2 separate regions of the Mus musculus genome follow, and region 2 is linked to region 1. The links are chromatin loops, found by intact Hi-C in ENCODE. Cell type or tissue: left cerebral cortex. All regions are shown on one strand. Each heading gives the region's core, and the rest is flanking DNA. Links, peaks and the distances in the headings are about the cores only. Region 1 overlaps Btbd11 (BTB (POZ) domain containing 11). Region 2 holds the start of Btbd11 (BTB (POZ) domain containing 11).

Region 1 (8,000 bases), core at 1-8,000:
AGATGGCTGACAGCCCACAAATTAAGCTGCCTCATCTGAATCCACCCTAGTTGTTAGCCAGAGCCACACAGACCCAGAACTGGAATTTGATGCTGCAGCATCACCAACCATAGTCCCTTTCATTCCCTGGCCCTCACCTTGTCACCTGTCACCAGATCTCCTCTTGGTTTCAGGGAGGGGCTACAGCTGCTTATGCCCTGTACTGGCTCCTTGGGCCTTCCTGGGCTGACTAGCTGTCTTGATCCTGCAGAAACCCATCTAGGCTTTCTCTTCCCTTCCAGGGGTTCTTGTCCCACCCCATATACTTTGCCTAAAGCTACAGTGAAGGCCACAACACTGCTTGAGTGGAGATCCTACCTCCCCTGTTCACCCAGGATGCTTGGTTCACAAACCCACATGTTCTGGAACTGCCAGGAGGGCTGGCTTAGAATGCAGATGCCCAGAACCCCCTCCAGCCTGTTGGCGCAAAGCTTGGGAGCTGTGGAAGATGTCACTAATTCCTCCATGGGCTCTTCTAGCTTTTAACTGACTGCTTCTGAATAAAGCAAGGAGCCAATGAATCATGGTTCTCTTTAAAAACATGTAAGGAGAGACCTGGACTGATAGCTGGAGTGGAATTTTTGCTTTACAAGTGTGAAAGCCTGAGTTCAATGCCCCAGGATTCATCTTTAAGGAGAGTAAGAAAATCCAGGCATAATGTTGTAAGCCCAGCCTTCCTGGATCAGAGGGTTCCACAGTCCTTTAAGAGAACCTACCTCAAAAAAGCAAAGTGGACATCTCATAGGCAACACCACCAGTTGCTTTCTTTGGTTCCCACATGGACAGACAGACACACAGATGCACGTGGGTGTGCACGTGCACACATACACATACACACACACCACCACCATTCACATACATGTGCAGATGCCATATTGTTCCTGAAAATTCTCTACCCCATTTGTCTCAAGGCCCTAAATTTCTGTCCTATCACTAACTCTTCCAGAGAAAGCATCACAAATAATGTTATTTTGTCCCCTTTGAGCAGACAAGATAAGATTATTTGATGAGTTGCTGGCAAAGAATTCATGAGCTTACAAACTGCCAGCGTCCAGTGATAGACAAGACAGTGGTGTCAAGAGAACAGGAACACAGAAAAATTCCAGAAAAGGAAGAACTTAATGTGGTTTGAGTTTGTTTTTAATTCTGGGGCTGGCCAGCTGTCTTGGTAAAGAAATGACCTAGCAAATGGCAGGGCCTCTCTTTGGTATTCAGCAGGTACACTGGATGGCCCAGTCTCTAGCATGAAAGACAGCTGCACCAGAGACTCAACTCACCAGGGACCAGGCTTGGGGACCACTGATCAAAGGCAGGAGGAGGTTCTCCTCTGAGAAACAACCTTGGGGGAATTCTTCGGGAGCTTGGGATTGGTTTCCAGCAGTGACTGAGACACAGGGACTGAAATAAACCCCACTTCCCCTAGAGACAGTGGAATCCAATTCAATTTCAAGTCGGTGTGTTTATTGAGTGCCTGATTCGGTTTAGGTGATGGAGAGATGGAAAGAATGAGAGAGACAGCCTAAGTAGCAGGCTGATGCAGACAGAAATTCCCCGAGAGTCTGACCTCTAGGTCCCAGGCCCAGAAACTTGATTTTCTTAGGATCAGACAGTAAGAAATTGGTAAGTCTTCGTCTATCTCATGAACAGATATTAACGGCTTCCAACCTGCCAGACACTGCCCTGGGACAGAGATGGAGGGAGTGAACTGGACAGCCTGGTCTCTGCCCAGATCAGTTGATATTCTAATGAAGCATCTGAGTAAAGAAAGTCCTTCAAGGTGGGACCCACATGAGAGTGGCCCAGGTGGCTCAATTATCACAAGTGTTTGGGGACAGTAGAATTTGGCAAAGGTTAAATGGGGTGTGAGCTTCTGAAGAGATGGAGGCCCTACACACAGGAGAGTGAGCTGCAGGGCAGAAAAGGAACATACCACGCCTTCAAAGATCCGAGACCAGGTCCCTCGAGTAACAGGTGCATTGTGGGTAACAGATTGCATGCTGGGAAAGCAGACTGGGAGAAAGGTGAGATTACATGAGATAGCGGCACACGGGCTGTGCAACCAAATAACTTGGGTCTGACTCTTAGTTCTGAAAACCTCATGATTCAAGGCTAGGAAGGTTCCTTACTATCAGTAAACACTGTTTTTCTGATGCTAAAGCAGGCAGACTCCATAGCTAACTGCCAGTTCGCCCTAAATATTTAGATGATCTCATGGACAAGGTTAACTGAGATGAGTGTCAAGGACAGAGTTGTTGCATGTTTTAACATCAGAGAAGTAGCCTGACTCTAGGAAAACTGGAGCCTGGCACCAACACCTTGTGGGAAACTCGTGACATCTGTATTTTGAGAGGGAGCAGATGCCTCGTAATCACCTTTTACGCTTCATGGCTGTAGGATTCTGCTTCCGTAAATCTTGACGCCCAGGTACCCTTGCCTCAGTGACATCCAGGCCCTGACAAATGGTAGGAAATCTTACAGGTCCACACAGCACCATTGTCAAAGCATGCTCCACGTAAATTAGAAGTATAGGAAGTGCTTATTCAATTATGCCCATTTAGATTTTTAATTGTGGTTTGTTTGTTTATTGATTGATTGATTGATTGATTGATCATTGATTGGTGGGGCACAATGCCCTCGTGTGCATCACGTAGAAGCTAGAGAACAATTTTCAGGAGTCAGTCCTCTCCTTCTGCCATGTGGGTTCTCAGGACAGGACCTCAGGCATCAGTCTTGCCAGCAAGCAACCTTACCTTCTGAGTCACCTCTCCCATCCCTTAGATTGTGTCCTTAAGATCTACGAACATCTCTAGAGACAGCCCAAGGAGTCTGCCTCTTAAACCACGTCCCTCCTCAGGTGAAGCCTGGCTTTGACATCTCTAGAGCAGGTATGAGTAGCAGGGACTGATTTAAAATTTAGTTTTCCAGGTTCCTCTCCTAAGCCAACAAATCAAAACTGCTGCAAGTGGGGCCAGCAATCTGTGTTTCAGCAAACCATTCAGGGAGCTGTGGTGTACATTAAAAACACAAAGGGAAGGATTGGAGAGGTGGCTCAGCGGTTAAGAGCACTGACTGCTCTTCTGGAGTTCCTGAGTTCAATTCCCAGCAACCACATGGTGGCTCACAACCATCTGTAATGAGATCCGATGCCCTCTTCTGGTATATCTGTGTCTGAAGAAAGCAATAGTGTGCTCCCATACATAAAACAAATAAATAAATCTAAACACACATATACAGAAAGAGAGAAAGGGGGAGGGAAGAGGGGGAGGGAAGGAGGGAGAGAGAGAGGAGGGGGGAGGGAGAAGGGAGGGGAGAGAGAGAGAGAGAGAAAGAGAGAGAGAGAGAGAGAGAGAGAGAGAGAGAGAGAGAGAGAGAGAGACTTTAAAAGTTACCAAAGCCCAGCCTCATACTATACCAATTAAATCCTAGTGTGACTCAAGTATTTTCACACTCTCCAGAATACAAGTATGAGAATAGACTATATATAATGCCCCTAGATATGGATCAGGAAGCGTCACTGCCTCAGCCAATGTGGCAACAAGCTGGTTCCACAGTGCACCCATTGGCTCCCACGGTGGTCTGCGATGTGTTAAATGTCCCCACCCTCAGCTTTGTTGGCTGTTCTGGGCTCCAGCAGTCTTGCGTGTGAAGGTTAATTGCATTTGGCTCCCACCCTGATTTGGCAAGTGCTCTGTGCCTTGTGGTAGCCTGGTGCTTGTGCAGAGTCGAGGCCAGAAGGGTGACACAAGCCTGGCAGGGATGGGAAAGGAAGTAGAGAAAGTCTCTTGGATAGAGCTGGGAATCTGGAGTAATGCCAGGTGTTCATTGGCTTTCTTTGGCTCCGGACCCTGCGCTAGTGCTTGAAGTGACTCATCTCCACATGCACATGATCTCTGAGAGGGACAGCACTCACAGCAGAGTAACATTGCAACCTTTGGTGGCCTCAGTAGCCCCCTTTCACAGATGAGGAAACCGAGGCCAAGAGAGTCTAGAGAGCCTGACCCGGGGTCACCAGTGGGGTCAGGATGTCTCCAAAGGCTCTCGCACTCAGGAGTTTCCAGGCAGGGTCTCCAGGGAAAACGGATGGGTGTGGAGGTGGAAGCAGGGATGGGGTTCAGATAGGGGTCCCCGCGAGAGTCGGGATGGGTCTGAGCAGCCCTAGTTCCGTGGCGGTCCTAATACATCTCCGCCTCTCTCCTCCTGCGCAGGCCCTTCCTCGTGCTGCCCCCTCTCATGGAGTGGATCCGAGTGGCCGTGGCGCATGCCGGCCACCGCCGCAGCTTTTCTATGGATAGCGACGATGTCCGCCAAGCCGCCCGGCTGCTGCTTCCGGGAGTGGACTGCGAGCCGCGCCAGCTCAAGTAGGTGGAGGGGGAAAGGGGATGGGGTGATGGGGGAAGAGCGCGGAGACCCTAGGGGCGGGGGCCGTGAGAATAGGTAGGGGTGGGAGGTCTCAAGCTTTGCTTGTAGGTCGCAGCCACCGGGGTGTACGTGCACTACACTCTTCCCCACCCATTGCTGGCGCCCGAAATCCTTGCTGTAGCTGAGGCTAAGGCTCTGTTGGTTGAAATGGCAGACCGCGTGGAGGGTGGGGGGCTAAACAATAAGCAAATCTTTGGGAGTATGTGTCTCTGTGGATTACAGGATGCGAGGTGTCTTGTTCTTTGTCTTGGCTATTCTCTGTTGGTAACCCTTCGATTTGTGTTCCCACCCTCTGATCTCTCCTTTTACCCCAGTCCTCCTCTCTGAAATATTAGCGTTCTTACTTTTCTGACGAATCTTTGCGGAGTGAAATCTCTGTCTGGGAGAGCGCCCTCTCTGTCTCCCCACCAGCTTGAGGATGCTATGGGCTTCGCAGGATGTTTCCTTTCAGGCTTGTACCCAGGGCTCCCCTCCAGCAAAGTGGGATTTATTTACTCATGGGCTGGCCAGGGCTCTCATGCAGGGGGCTTGGGTTTTGTTTGTTTGTTTGTTTGTTTGTTTAATGTAAAAACAAAACAAACACACCAGCTTATTCAGCTCAGTCTTACCTGGCCCCAAATGCAAATACACAGAACACAAATGATATGTGGACACGCACTTTCCTGACTCCCTTAACTGTTCCCTGGGTGACCATATCATTTCATTCAAATCTCCTCCCACCACCTGATGAGAAGCCATCCTCCCTTGGGAGTACTCAATCCCAGACTTCAGAAATTTCTGCCCTAACAGGTTTTGATGGGACCTGAGGGAGCGTACCCCAAGGATATTAAGGACCTGTCATATACACCTGGGTTCATGAGGACCTAGAACTGGACTCTTAGCCAAAGTGCTGGGGCCTGATTTAAGTGATATAGATGAGTACCTACGAAGTGCTTCCCAAGCCTGTGGAGTGTGTGGCTGCTATACCCACTTCATGGATAAAGAAACTGAGGTTACTGATATATCTGAGGTAGCTGAATGGTAAATCATCAGGATGTGACTCCCAGTAGCTCAGCCCCCGGGCTGAGTTCCAGCCATGGAGTGTTTCTTATAGAACACTCACTATGCGCCAGTTAGAGCCAACAACAAGACACTTGCTTCTGCAACCTGCTTCCCTTAGTCCCTTCAGCAGCTGTGTGAGATTAGCATAATCTCCCACTTCTGTAGACTAGGAAGCCATCATTGCACATATGCAGGAAGAAGTGCCAGGGAAAATGTCTGGTTTCACTGTTGACATAACCCAGCCTTGCCTACTAGACTCTCCTGCCTCCTGTTTCCCAGGGCCCCTGCCCACCATCCTCAGCCTGCATTGCCCTGTGGTCCAGGCTCTCCTTGCTACAGGAGTCTCTGGCCTGCAGGGTGACCAGTAAAGCCACACGCTTCCTTGTTGCTTACTGAAAAGGTGACCTCTGTTTGGCAAGCTCTCAGGAGACCCCATAGCCCAAAGGTTAAAAACTTGGGTCCCAGAGTACCATTGCCTGGGGGGAGGGGGGCAGATGCCTCTACCAGGGTTGGTTAACTGGGGAACACATTGGTTAACCTGTCTGAACTGTCATTTGTCCATGAGTAACATGAGACATTTATGGCAGCCCCCCCTCCCCTGGTTGGTGTAAATAGAGGGCAAGGTCATGTGTGCGAATCGTGCACACAGTATTCACAAAACGACAGTTACTCTAGCCAGTGCCCCAAGTCTTCACTGCTCCATAAACACTAATCCTGGGTGGCCTTTAATATATTCATGTGTCTTTAAAAACAGGAGAAAATCAAGTCCCTGTGAGACTGAGTAATTCCCAGTATCACACAGAAGTTAAGTGAAAAATCAGAGGCTGCCTACCCAACACAGGTATCAAGTGTAGTCAGAACTCTGTCCCAAGAATTCTGAGGCTGAGGATTCAGGTACTCAGAGGGAAAATAATTACACCTGTACTAAACACGAGCCGACATCTTTTGCCTACCCTTATTTCCTGTACAACACAGTAAAAGAAACATCTGTATTGAGTTTGCATTGTATTGGTATTTTAACTCATCTAGAGATGATTTAAAGACTATGTGGGAGTGACCAGGTATGGTGACCCATGCCTTTAATGCTCTTGGGAGACAGGCAGGTGGATCTCTGTGAGTTCAAGGCCAGCTTAGTCTACATTGTAAGACCCTATCATAGAAGACCTTAATTATATTCCCCAAACCCCTCCCAACTGCCCTTGACTCGAGTTCCAGGTGATCTGACACTTTTTTTTCTGGCCTCCAGAGGTACCTGGATTCATTTGCAAGTACACACACACACACACACACACACACACACACACACACACACATACACACACACACACCTCTAAAGAATATGTGAGCATTCGTGAATGTTCTGTGTAAAGACTATGCTGTTCTCTACACAAGACTAGAACATTCAGTGATTTGGGTTTTTGCAAGAGATCCTGGAACACATCATGCATGAATTCAGAGGACCAGCTATGTGCTCAAGCAGCCTGTGAGAGGATTCGATGACCTTTTTCTGGGGTTTGTTACTTCTCAGGACTTCATTGCCTGGATGTGAGCCTCCAGAGAGCCCCTTTTCCCTGCATCCTCCCTATAAGACAAGGTCTAATGACCAAGTGTGTCACCTGATGATCACACCATGAATCCATCTTAGTATCTATTTGTCTTGTGGCCACATTAGAACCCACATCTAGCATGTACAGACACTTCTGTCATTCTTCCCTAGACAATAGAGCATTATCACTATTTATATAGCATCTACATTATATCAGGTATTATAAATAACCCACAAAGAACTTATGTAGATGGTTTACAGAATTTATACTAATATTGCTCTGTGTCGTTGAAGAGATGTCTGTATCTACAGATTTTGCTGTTGATGGGGGATGTTGAAGAAATGTCTGTATCTATGGATTTTGCTGTTGGTGGGGATCCTGGATCTAATCGCCCATGAGTACTGAGGGATGACTGCATAGGAGTCCATTGGCTTACCCAAATAATAAGTGTAAAATGTCCTGAGGATGTGGTTCATCAGTCTAAATAAGCAAGGCCCTGGAGCCCATCTTTAGCACATGCAGATAAACAGACAGGCAGAATGTAAAACATTAAAAAATACTAGAAACTTACAAAAAAGAAAAACTAGAAAAAAAAACAGCATGTGAAAAAGAGTTCCTATTTTTCTTTCTTATCACATCTCATTTTCTCATTTATTATGATGTAAGGCAGGAATTACTAACTCCCTTTTGCAGGTAACAGCATCAGAGAGTCGCTTTTGTGTGTTTGCTTGTTTTTATTATAATATCCAGCAAAGGCACCTGGGGCCTACTCTGCATCTTATGCTAACTGCCCTTGTGGTGTGTATGTAACCATCCCTAGCAACCGTGAAAAGCACATTCATTATCCCGTTTTACAGAAAGGAAGACTGGGGCTCTCAGGACTTCTAGAACACACCTGAAGTCACTCAGCTGCTGTGAATGGGAGGGTTCAAACAATCCATTTATTCTTTCTTA
Region 2 (9,269 bases), core at 1,270-9,269, 210 kb before region 1:
TGGAGAGATGGCTCAGTGGTTAAAGCCCTGACTGCTCTTCCAGAGGTCCTGAGTTCAATTCCCAGCAACCACATGTTGGTTCACAACCATCTGTAATGGATCCGATGCCCTCTTCTGGTGTGTCTGAAGACAGCTACAGTGCACTCATATACATAAAAGAAATAAAATCTTAAAAAAAAAAAAAAGAGGTGAAAATGGATGGAACTGATGAGCTCAGGGCATACGGCTGGCACAGTGGCAAAGACAGCCTGTACCAGGCTGACCCCACACCACAGGAGGGAAGGAGTCAGCGTGCAGTTCCATGCGCTGCTTGGTGTGAGTTTCCTGCACATACATGAAACCTCCTCAGGTCTTTGCTCGCTGTGCTCCACCAAGCACTCAGCGTCCTCAACAAGCTCAACACCTCAGCGTATGGGCTTGAGGTAGACAAGATGGCCAGGAAACCGTGCAGAGAAATGAAAAGGGCTTAAAACAAGCACTGAGCCACGTGCGCGGGGATACCTTCTGCCTGGGAGGAGAGCAGGCGGCATCAGGAAAAGAAAACATCGCAGCACTCTCAAATGGAGCCGAATCCCACTGGGAAGAGAGGAGGTTTAAGAAAGATAAGAGGGGAGAAGGACATCTGCACGAAAAGAGCAGCGGCAGGGAATGAGGGAGACAGGCTGGGATATCAGCCTGTAGGAGGGATCCGACCTGCCCAGAGCGCACAATGTATGTGTGAGAAAGCCCACCCTCTCTCTGCCTTTGTCTTTGCCTCTCTGTCTCTCCTTCTGTCTCTGTGTCTGTCTCTCTGTCTCTCTGTCTCTCTCTGTCTCTCTGTCTCTCTCTGTCTCTCTCTGTCTCTCTCTGTCTCTCTCTGTCTCTCTCTGTCTCTCTCTGTCTCTCTCTCTCTCTCTCTCTGTGAAATTACAGAAAGGAAGTTTAAGAATAGCGTGGGACTCCTGAAAGCTAAGTAATAAGTGTAAACTTTAGGTACTTGGGAGACTAAATAAATAAATAAATAAATAAATAAAATAGCTCACATTTTTTGATATGAGTGGTTTGTTAGTTTTGATTTTGTTATGCGTGACAACATAAGAGGTAAACTTTAGGAAGATTCTGATATTAGAGAACAGGAAAGGGAACGTGTTGCTATGGACGTGTATTAGGATGGAAATTACAGGATGACATGGGATATGCAGGATGAACGGCAGGGAATCCACAGCTGCCTATGCCCCACCCCCATCCTTACTGAGATTTGAATGACAAACAAAAATGATAGGCATTTAAGGTGTACTATGTGGTGTTTATTATATGTATTGTGAATAATTACCATAATCAAGAAAATTAACATACCTCTCAACCCATACATCTGACCTTTTCCTCTGCCTGATAAGAACACTTACAGACAACTTCCTACCGACATCATCATTCACTCTAGATGCCACCCTGCATGTATGTAATGTCTCTAGAACTGTGGAACACATCATCTGTAAATATAAGTCTGTGTGCTGAACAATCCCCCGCCCCTGTCTGCACCCAGTTACCATCGTACATTCTGGTGCTACTGTGTGATTCTTTTTAGAGTCACACAATAAGTGAGACACTCCCCTTAGCAGGATGATACTGTCCAGATTAGCCATTTGTTATACATGGTGAGATTTCCTTCTTTTTGAAGTCTGAACAATATTCTCTCTTAGCGATTGCAAATAATGCTTCAATGAACAGGGAGAGGGGAGTAAATAGATCTTTTAAATAGTGGCTTTATTTCTGTTTGGTAAAGATCCAGATGTGGGATTATTGGATCACATGGTAGTTCTAATTAGTAATTTTTTGAAGATCTTCGGCATTATTTTCCATAATAGCTATATCAATTTCCCTTCTCACCAATAGAGTACACTCTTCTTTATCCTCCACACCCTTGTTGATGCTTGTAATCTTTTGACTTTCTGATAATCGCCATCCTAACAGGCATGAGCTGGCAGCTCCTTATGGTTCTGATTTGCAGTTACCCTGATGGCCAGTGATGTTGAGTGTCTTCTCACATCCCTTCAGCCACAGTTGAACGTTCAAACCAGCAGTTCAAAGCACGTCCTTCCCTTGTCGACTCATACATTTACCACAACTCCCTAGCCCAATGTGGGATCCAGACAAATAAATAGATAGTAGCAAGCCAGCGTGACAAGGGCCCAGAAATGTGAAGCCATCGAAGAGGGTGGGGTGGTGGAAACACCCAGGATAGTTTTGGGAGATCAGGGTGGGCTTCTTGTAGGAATAGGATTGTGTAAGGGAGGTAGGAATCTTTGAATGAATAAGGTTTTTCCTAAGGTAGGTAGAGATAGACAAATAGCCAAGCAATGATGCTGTTAGACACAGAAATGCAGCAGACACACACATATATTTTGTATCTTTCTTTAGCTGAAAAGAATATTCTCCTGTGCACAAATTTAAGTTTGAGCAGTCTAGAGCATTGTCCACCAGAACCACAGAGTGGCCGGAACACACACACACACACACACACACACACACACACACACACACACACACACCCTGGAACTTAAGGGTAGATTCCTGTCTGCCGAACAAACCTAGAAAGTCCTGGTGACAGGTGGTTTATGGCTAGAGATTCGCTTCCCAGTGGCAATTATCAGTCTCCCCCTCACTACTTTCCTGTTTTATTTCCTTCCATGCTGGAGCAAACCCAGGCTGAGAAGCGGCACCCGCCTGAATTAGTCAGGGTGCCTGAAGAGGGAGGAGAAACGTGCATCTTGTATGGGCTGGTGGGAGGGAAAGAGAAATCTAAAATGCCAAAGCAGAAAGTAACCCTCGGACAAACACTTTATGAACCGCAGAGTGGAACAAATAACGATATAAATGATATTTTTGTCGATAGTTCGAAAGCAGAAACTAGGGAAGCTACAGTTGCAGGATGACTGTTCTTCTCCAGGCTTCCACCTAGGCCGCGGATCCCTCCTAGCTGCAGCCCTGGTCAAGGCCTGGGGGGGCGTGTCTGAGGGGCGGGGCCGCATGGAAGGGAGGAATAAAAAAAAAAAAAAAAAACCTAAGTAATTAGCATCCCCCGATTCCATTGGCTCTTCGACGGCCCTGCTTTGCATGCGCCCGCCCTCTGACTGCTTGGTTTGCTGGGGCTCAGCAGGGTTTTGCAGCCGCCTGGCTACAGCGCTTTAGTGCGGGGCGGGAGCTCAAGAGAACCGCGGCCCGGATCCCGGAGCCGGGGGAGCCCGTAGCCCGCCGAGCTGCGGCGGCCGTATCTGGGGCGATCTAGGTCCTATCGACACTGTGGCCGGCTCTCGGAGGCTTCTGCATCCGTCTGGTCCCAGGGAGGAGAGGACCAGACACTTTTATTTTGGATGAAAGGCGCGGGTCCTGGCGGGAGCTTCCTTCCCGGCCTGGCTCGCGGCTCAGTGCGCCCTCGCTCTGGCCCCGACTCCAGAAGATGACTTCAGGTTCCGCCGTGTATCTTCCCGTGGTGACGGCTCGGGGAGACAGGCGAAAGTAGTGACACTTGCTGGCAACGCCAGGTGGGAAAGTGAGCCTAGGCGACGTGGAGCCCCGCTGTCCCCGAGGACCCCGGTGCCCACAGATCCTTGCCTTTCCTTCCCCTCGGCTCCACGGCGGCTGCAGCATGAAGTGGCGCAGCGATGGCCAGGAGAGGTAAGAAGCCTGTGGTGCGAACGCTGGAAGATCTGACGCTGGACTCGGGTTATGGTGGCGCGGCGGACTCTGTGCGCTCCTCCAACTTGTCTCTGTGCTGTTCTGACTCTCACCCGGCGTCCCCGTATGGCGGGAGCTGCTGGCCGCCTTTAGCTGACTCCATGCACAGCCGGCACAACAGCTTTGACACCGTCAACACTGCCCTGGTGGAAGACTCCGAGGGGCTGGACTGCGCCGGTCAGCACTGCTCGCGGTTGCTGCCGGACCTCGACGAGGTCCCCTGGACCCTCCAGGAACTGGAGTTGCTGCTGCTGCGCTCGCGGGATCCCCGGGCAGGCCCAGCGGTCCCCGGCAGCCTGCCCAAGGACGCGCTGGCCAAGCTCTCGATGCTGGTAAGCCGGGCTCTAGTGCGCATCGCTAAAGAGGCGCAGCGCCTGAGCCTGCGCTTCGCCAAGTGCACCAAGTACGAGATCCAGAGTGCCATGGAGATCGTACTGTCCTGGGGCCTGGCGGCTCACTGCACCGCTGCCGCGCTGGCCGCGCTGTCCCTCTATAACATGAGCAGCGCTGGCGGCGACCGCTTGGGCCGTGGCAAGTCGGCGCGCTGCGGCCTCACCTTCTCCGTGGGCCGCGTGTACCGCTGGATGGTGGACAGCCGCGTGGCGCTGCGCATCCACGAGCATGCCGCCATCTACCTGACCGCCTGTATGGAGAGTCTCTTCCGGGACATCTACTCGCGGGTGTTGGCCTCCGGGCTACCTCGTAGCTGTAGCGGTCCTGGCCCTGGCTCCAGCTCCGGTTCTGGCCCAGGCCCCGGCTCAGGCCCCGGAGCCCCTGCAGCGGATAAGGAGCGCGAGACTCCGGGAGGGGGAGCGGCGAGCGGTGGCCCTTGCAGCGCAGCCAGCAGCGCCAGCGGGGGCAGTAGTTGTTGCGCCCCGCCAGCCACGGCGGCGACCGCAGTCCCGCCAACCACAGCCACCGCCGCCGTCGCCGCCAACCATCATCACCACCACCACACGCTTCACGAAGCGCCCAAATTCACCGTGGAGACCCTGGAGCACACGGTCAACAACGACTCGGAAATCTGGGGGCTCTTGCAGCCCTACCAGCACCTCATCTGTGGGAAGAACGCCAGTGGTAAGTGGCTCTGTCAACTCCGGGTTCAAGTTTGCCTCTCGTCCCCCTCCCGCGTCTCTCTGGCCACTCGCGCTCTCCACGGCCTTAGAGGTAGGGGCCAGAGTGGAGACAGCCAGGAACCCGTAGGTTCACTCCTGAGCTTGGGATCCGCGTGGTTGACACTGGTAGTAATGTTCCCAGAGCACACAGGGTTCCGCCCCCTTTGTGCAGGGCCAGGAGGTTGCTGCCTCCCGCAAGACAGGAGCAAAATCCAACACCCTTTTTATTTTACATTTAATTTAGTATGTTGTTTTACTCGGATCTGGCTTGAGACGTTTGAGTCTCGTGAATAGCTTCTAGAACCCTGTTGTGATCTTTAAGGGGCCACATTCCAGTACCCACGAGTTGGGCTAAGATCTGGAGGAGGCAGGTTCACTTGTCTGCCATGCAGTTCTCTCGCTTGCCCCAGGCCCTTTGGGGTCGCTGTGGATGCGCTAGGAAGGCATGGCTGAGGGCAGCGAAGGTGGAAGGATAGAGCTGGGTGGGCCTAAACGTGTTCATGTAGGTGGTGGTGGTGGTGGTGGAGAGACAACACTGCATTGCTCCAAGTTTTCCTGAACAGTTTCTGAGTACTTGAACCCAGAGCTGGAGATATAGGGGAGTGGGGGTGGGGTGGAGGGTGGCAAGGCCAAGTATTCCAGGCTCTGGCGGGTGATTTACATCTGTCACTTGGTTGAAGGAGAGCCACTAGGGACCCAGGCCAGAGGTAGGGGTTATCAGCTACAGGTACCCTTTTTCTGGAGTTCTAAAATCCCCTCATCGCGCCCCCTGGAAGGTGCCGAGTGGGTTTGAACCTGGGGTCCTGGATGTCCATAGGGTAGTGCTGGGGTGCTTGTTTTCCGGGTGGCGCTAGCGGTCCCCGTCTGCAAAAGCCTGAGCTAGACACTTCAAAGCTTCAATTTTCCACAGGAAATGGTAGAAGAGTAACTGGAGACTCTAAAAGCGAAATAAAACTTTGTTACGTATTCCAAGCGGTTTGGCCCGAGGTTGCGTGGTCGGAGCGAAAAGGCAGCCTTGCTGGGTAGATTTCATTCATGTCACAGCCTGTCTGTTTCCTCCAAGCTAAAGGAGAGATGCGTCTGGCCTGGCTTGGCCTCTGGGGTGCCAAGAGTGTGCATGTGGGTGTGCCCGCGCATGTGTGTGCAAGTGCCTTGTGAATATGCGAAGGAGCAAACCAGCAGGCTTCTGGGGTATAAGGCTCCAGCTTTAACCGTTTATAAATTTACCCTGATGGACTTTCTGACTGAATCTCTTCACCTGGATATGATCATCGTGGGGGAGGGGAAGAAAAGAGCAAAGCTTGTGTGTGTGTGTGTGTGTGTGTGTGTGTGTGTGTGTGTTGGGGGAGGGGCTAGGATCTGCCTGGATTCCAGAGACTCTTCTGCAATCTCTTTGCCAAAGCCCATCCCCCACCCACCCCTCTGTTGCCCTAAGGCATACTCCCCAGAGGATACCAAGGCGTACAGACCTGCGCAGACACAGGCTCATGCTGCAAGTACACAGGGACATCCCACTGAGACTGAAAACATCTGGTGACAGAGCACGAGGCTTCCCGTGTACTTTTTCAGAATGGGGGATTTACCTGCAAAACCCCGAGTTTTGAATTGTTCTTTGTTTGGGAGCGCACCCTCAACCTAAAATCACAGACCAGCTTAATAGTCTCCCTATTGTAGGCTCCCATTGCCCCCCCCCCACACACACACACACACACTGCAGTCAGCCCTTAGCCTGAGTTATCTCAGCACTACAACTCCTCATCTTCCTCTTGGGGTTCTTTTGCTCTCTCATTTTACTTTTACAGGGATTCCCACCCACCCCCTTCCCAACCCCGAGGAAGCTCTAGTCTGCCAACACCAGCATCCTGATGCCTCTTAGTCTGCATTCTCTTGAACTGAGAGATTTGGGGTGACTTTTCTGGGCTTCTGTCCACTTGTCTGCAGAATGTAGGTTTTAACACACAGTATACCCTCAGCTCCTCCCATAGCTATGTTAGTAGCTAATCATTTTCCAAATAGATTTTGCTTTTAGGATCTTTAGCCTCTTGTAAAGACAGCATTTGTGTTTATCCCTTGTGGAGTAAGGCTAATTTAAGGGAAGAGAAAACCACAGAACTGGTTTTGGGCAGGGTGAGTGAGTGGTGGTTGGGCCTTGAAGCCATCACAAACTTCCGCACACCACACAGCTTAACTCCTGGGACGCAGGGCTCTTCCTTCAGCTTTTTCTGGTTCAAGACATGCTGTTATTTCATCCTGATCTCTTCATTACTCTACGGGCTTGTTCAAAATGGCTGGGCATGCATACAGAAGAGCTAAGGAATGAGTGATTAATGTCTCAGGCATCCTAACATACACTGAACACCAAGCCTGTTCCTTTAACTGGTTTGCACAGCAGTCTTTCTGACCTGCAAGCCTTCCTGAGGACCACACACCTTCCATAATGGATTTTCCCCTCTTTTAACTCAGTAACACCATTAATTTCTTCATTTGTGGATTCATCTGTTCTTCAATATCTATTGAACAGTTTTTAAATGCCAGGGACCGAGAAGACACTGATCGCAGCCAACCTGTTCTTAGGATCACTTTATACATGGAAACCCAGTGTGCCTTTTGTCTAGCACAACTGTCAGGCTGGGGAGGTGGCTCAGGTGGTAGAGTGCTTGCTGAGCATGCACAAAGCTCTGGGTTCAATTCCCGGCACTGAATGAACAATCCAGCCATGTAATACTAGCATGCAGAAGTGGAGGGAGAAAAATGAGAAGAAGTTCAAGGCCATCCTTAGCTAGGTAGAAAAGTTTGAGGCCAGTCTGGGTTACATGAGACCTTGTCTCAACAAACAAACAAACAAACAAACAAACAAACAAGCAAATAACAAAACAAACAAAACTCAAAGTACTGCTACCATCTCCTTTATACAGTGGAAGAAACTGAGGCACAAATGGAGCTTTTGGGGGGGGGAGTAGGACGTTTGTTTTTATATTGCTTGTTTGAACACAGATGGTCTACTTCAGTGCCCATACTCCTAGCCACTGTATCTGTAGCTTCAGGTGCCGACCAGTACCCTGCATTCAGGGTATCCTACTTCATTATATACTCAGCTGAGCACTGACCCCATGCAATTTGCTGTACCTTTTTGTTTCTGTTTATCCACCTTTTTATACCTGACGATCTAAACCGGCAGCACTAATTTTGTGTGTGATCATCCTCCAAGCTGAAGGGCGTCCCTAACGCCCAGCTAGAAATGACTTTCTTGGTGCTTGTTGAACTGAGCAAGCTGTTGTACTGTACTGCTCAGTGATGTCCTTAAAGAAGCTAACTGCCTTCTGAGCTTCTTGAATTTCATTTTTAATTATTAAAGTGTGTGTGTGTGTGTGTGTGTATGCGCAGGTGTACGTGCACACATGGGTGCCCATGTGGAGATCAGTGTGAATGAAAAAACTAAGTAAAAAGATCGGACCTGACTGTGCCTACGTACGGTGGAGGGAAAGGTTTATTGTAGACAGGAGGTAGAGCACAGTCAGAGACAGACATCTGGGAGAGCCTAGCATGAACATGACCCTGAGCCAGGCCATGTAAGGAGAGGGGGGAGGGGAGGTCCAGGAGACCAAAAGAGTAAAAGGTAAACCGAAAGAGGAAAAGAGAGATGATAATGTCTTTAGTAGAAGAGAAGCCTAGACAGGTGTAGCAGGCCGGACCCAAGAGATAAGTGCCCACATCCTTCTCGTTTGTGTATTATAAAAGGTACGGAAGTAGGAAGGGCCGAGGTAGGAGTAAGGGTGCCATGCTCTTTAGACTGCTGCTTGCTGCCTGGGGAAAGGGCAGTCCAAACCAGTGCTAAAGTTTAGGGTAGGGGCAGGGTATGCCAGCCATACCCTATAAAGGTAGGGACTGAGGGCTGCTGGGAGAAACTGGCAGCCAGATCCACTTTGATGTGTTAAATAGGCATCTCGGTTGGCCATTTTTCTGGGTTTGAGACCTAACATTCCACCACCCCCCCAATTGATAATAAATGGTAAGGGGCCATGCAATCGTCTCCGTGACTACTTCCTGCTGACATTGGGACGTTGTTGGTGAGGACCCAAGAAAGCTGGAGTGATGGCCAAGGCTGGGAATAGAAAGAGAGAATTGAAGGCGCTTTGCTTGCTCCCTAGGCTCTGTGGACCATCTTGGGCTAGGGAAGTAGAAGCTGCTTTGGGGCTGAAGCAATTTGCAGTCTAACATGGTGGAGGTCAGAAGACACTCATGGGAGTCAGGTCACTCTTCCCACTATATAGTTTCTACGGATCAAGCTCAGGTCGGTAGGTTTGGTGGCAAGTTTGTCTACCTCCTGAGCTATCTTGCCAGTACTTGAATCCTCTTTTGAAAGGTTTTTCTGGCTTTGCCCCACACATATAGCCACTTTTGCAGCTGTTCTCCTTTAGATTTAGATACTAAACTGCCAAG

Evidence for each region. Peaks named below come from ENCODE experiments on the same cell type or tissue, not always from the same donor. Only the 100,000 strongest peaks of a DNase experiment are listed, where the experiment ranks them.
Region 2: it touches region 1 in a loop (2.3-fold over the local background); 2 of 42 quality-filtered maps call a loop at or near these places.

The regions. Positions count from the first base shown.
Region 1 is chr10:85,594,481-85,602,480 of GRCm38, forward strand. Btbd11 (BTB (POZ) domain containing 11) reads left to right here. Exons shown (of 17, transcript NM_028709.2): 4 at 4,245-4,397. Among named protein-coding and RNA genes, the nearest start is that of Gm40731, 8.3 kb to the left of the region's middle. In left cerebral cortex, for the core only: CTCF peaks have their summits at 3,754 and 4,833; DNase peaks (open chromatin) are centred at 3,802, 4,307, 4,593 and 4,799; H3K4me3 peaks cover 963 bases.
Region 2 is chr10:85,383,688-85,392,956 of GRCm38, forward strand. It overlaps Btbd11 (BTB (POZ) domain containing 11), which reads left to right and starts at 3,127. Exons shown (of 17, transcript NM_028709.2): 1 at 3,127-4,791. The coding sequence starts at 3,642. In left cerebral cortex, for the core only: CTCF peaks have their summits at 2,977 and 5,222; DNase peaks (open chromatin) are centred at 3,097, 3,738, 4,104, 4,366 and 2 more places; H3K4me3 peaks cover 2,484 bases.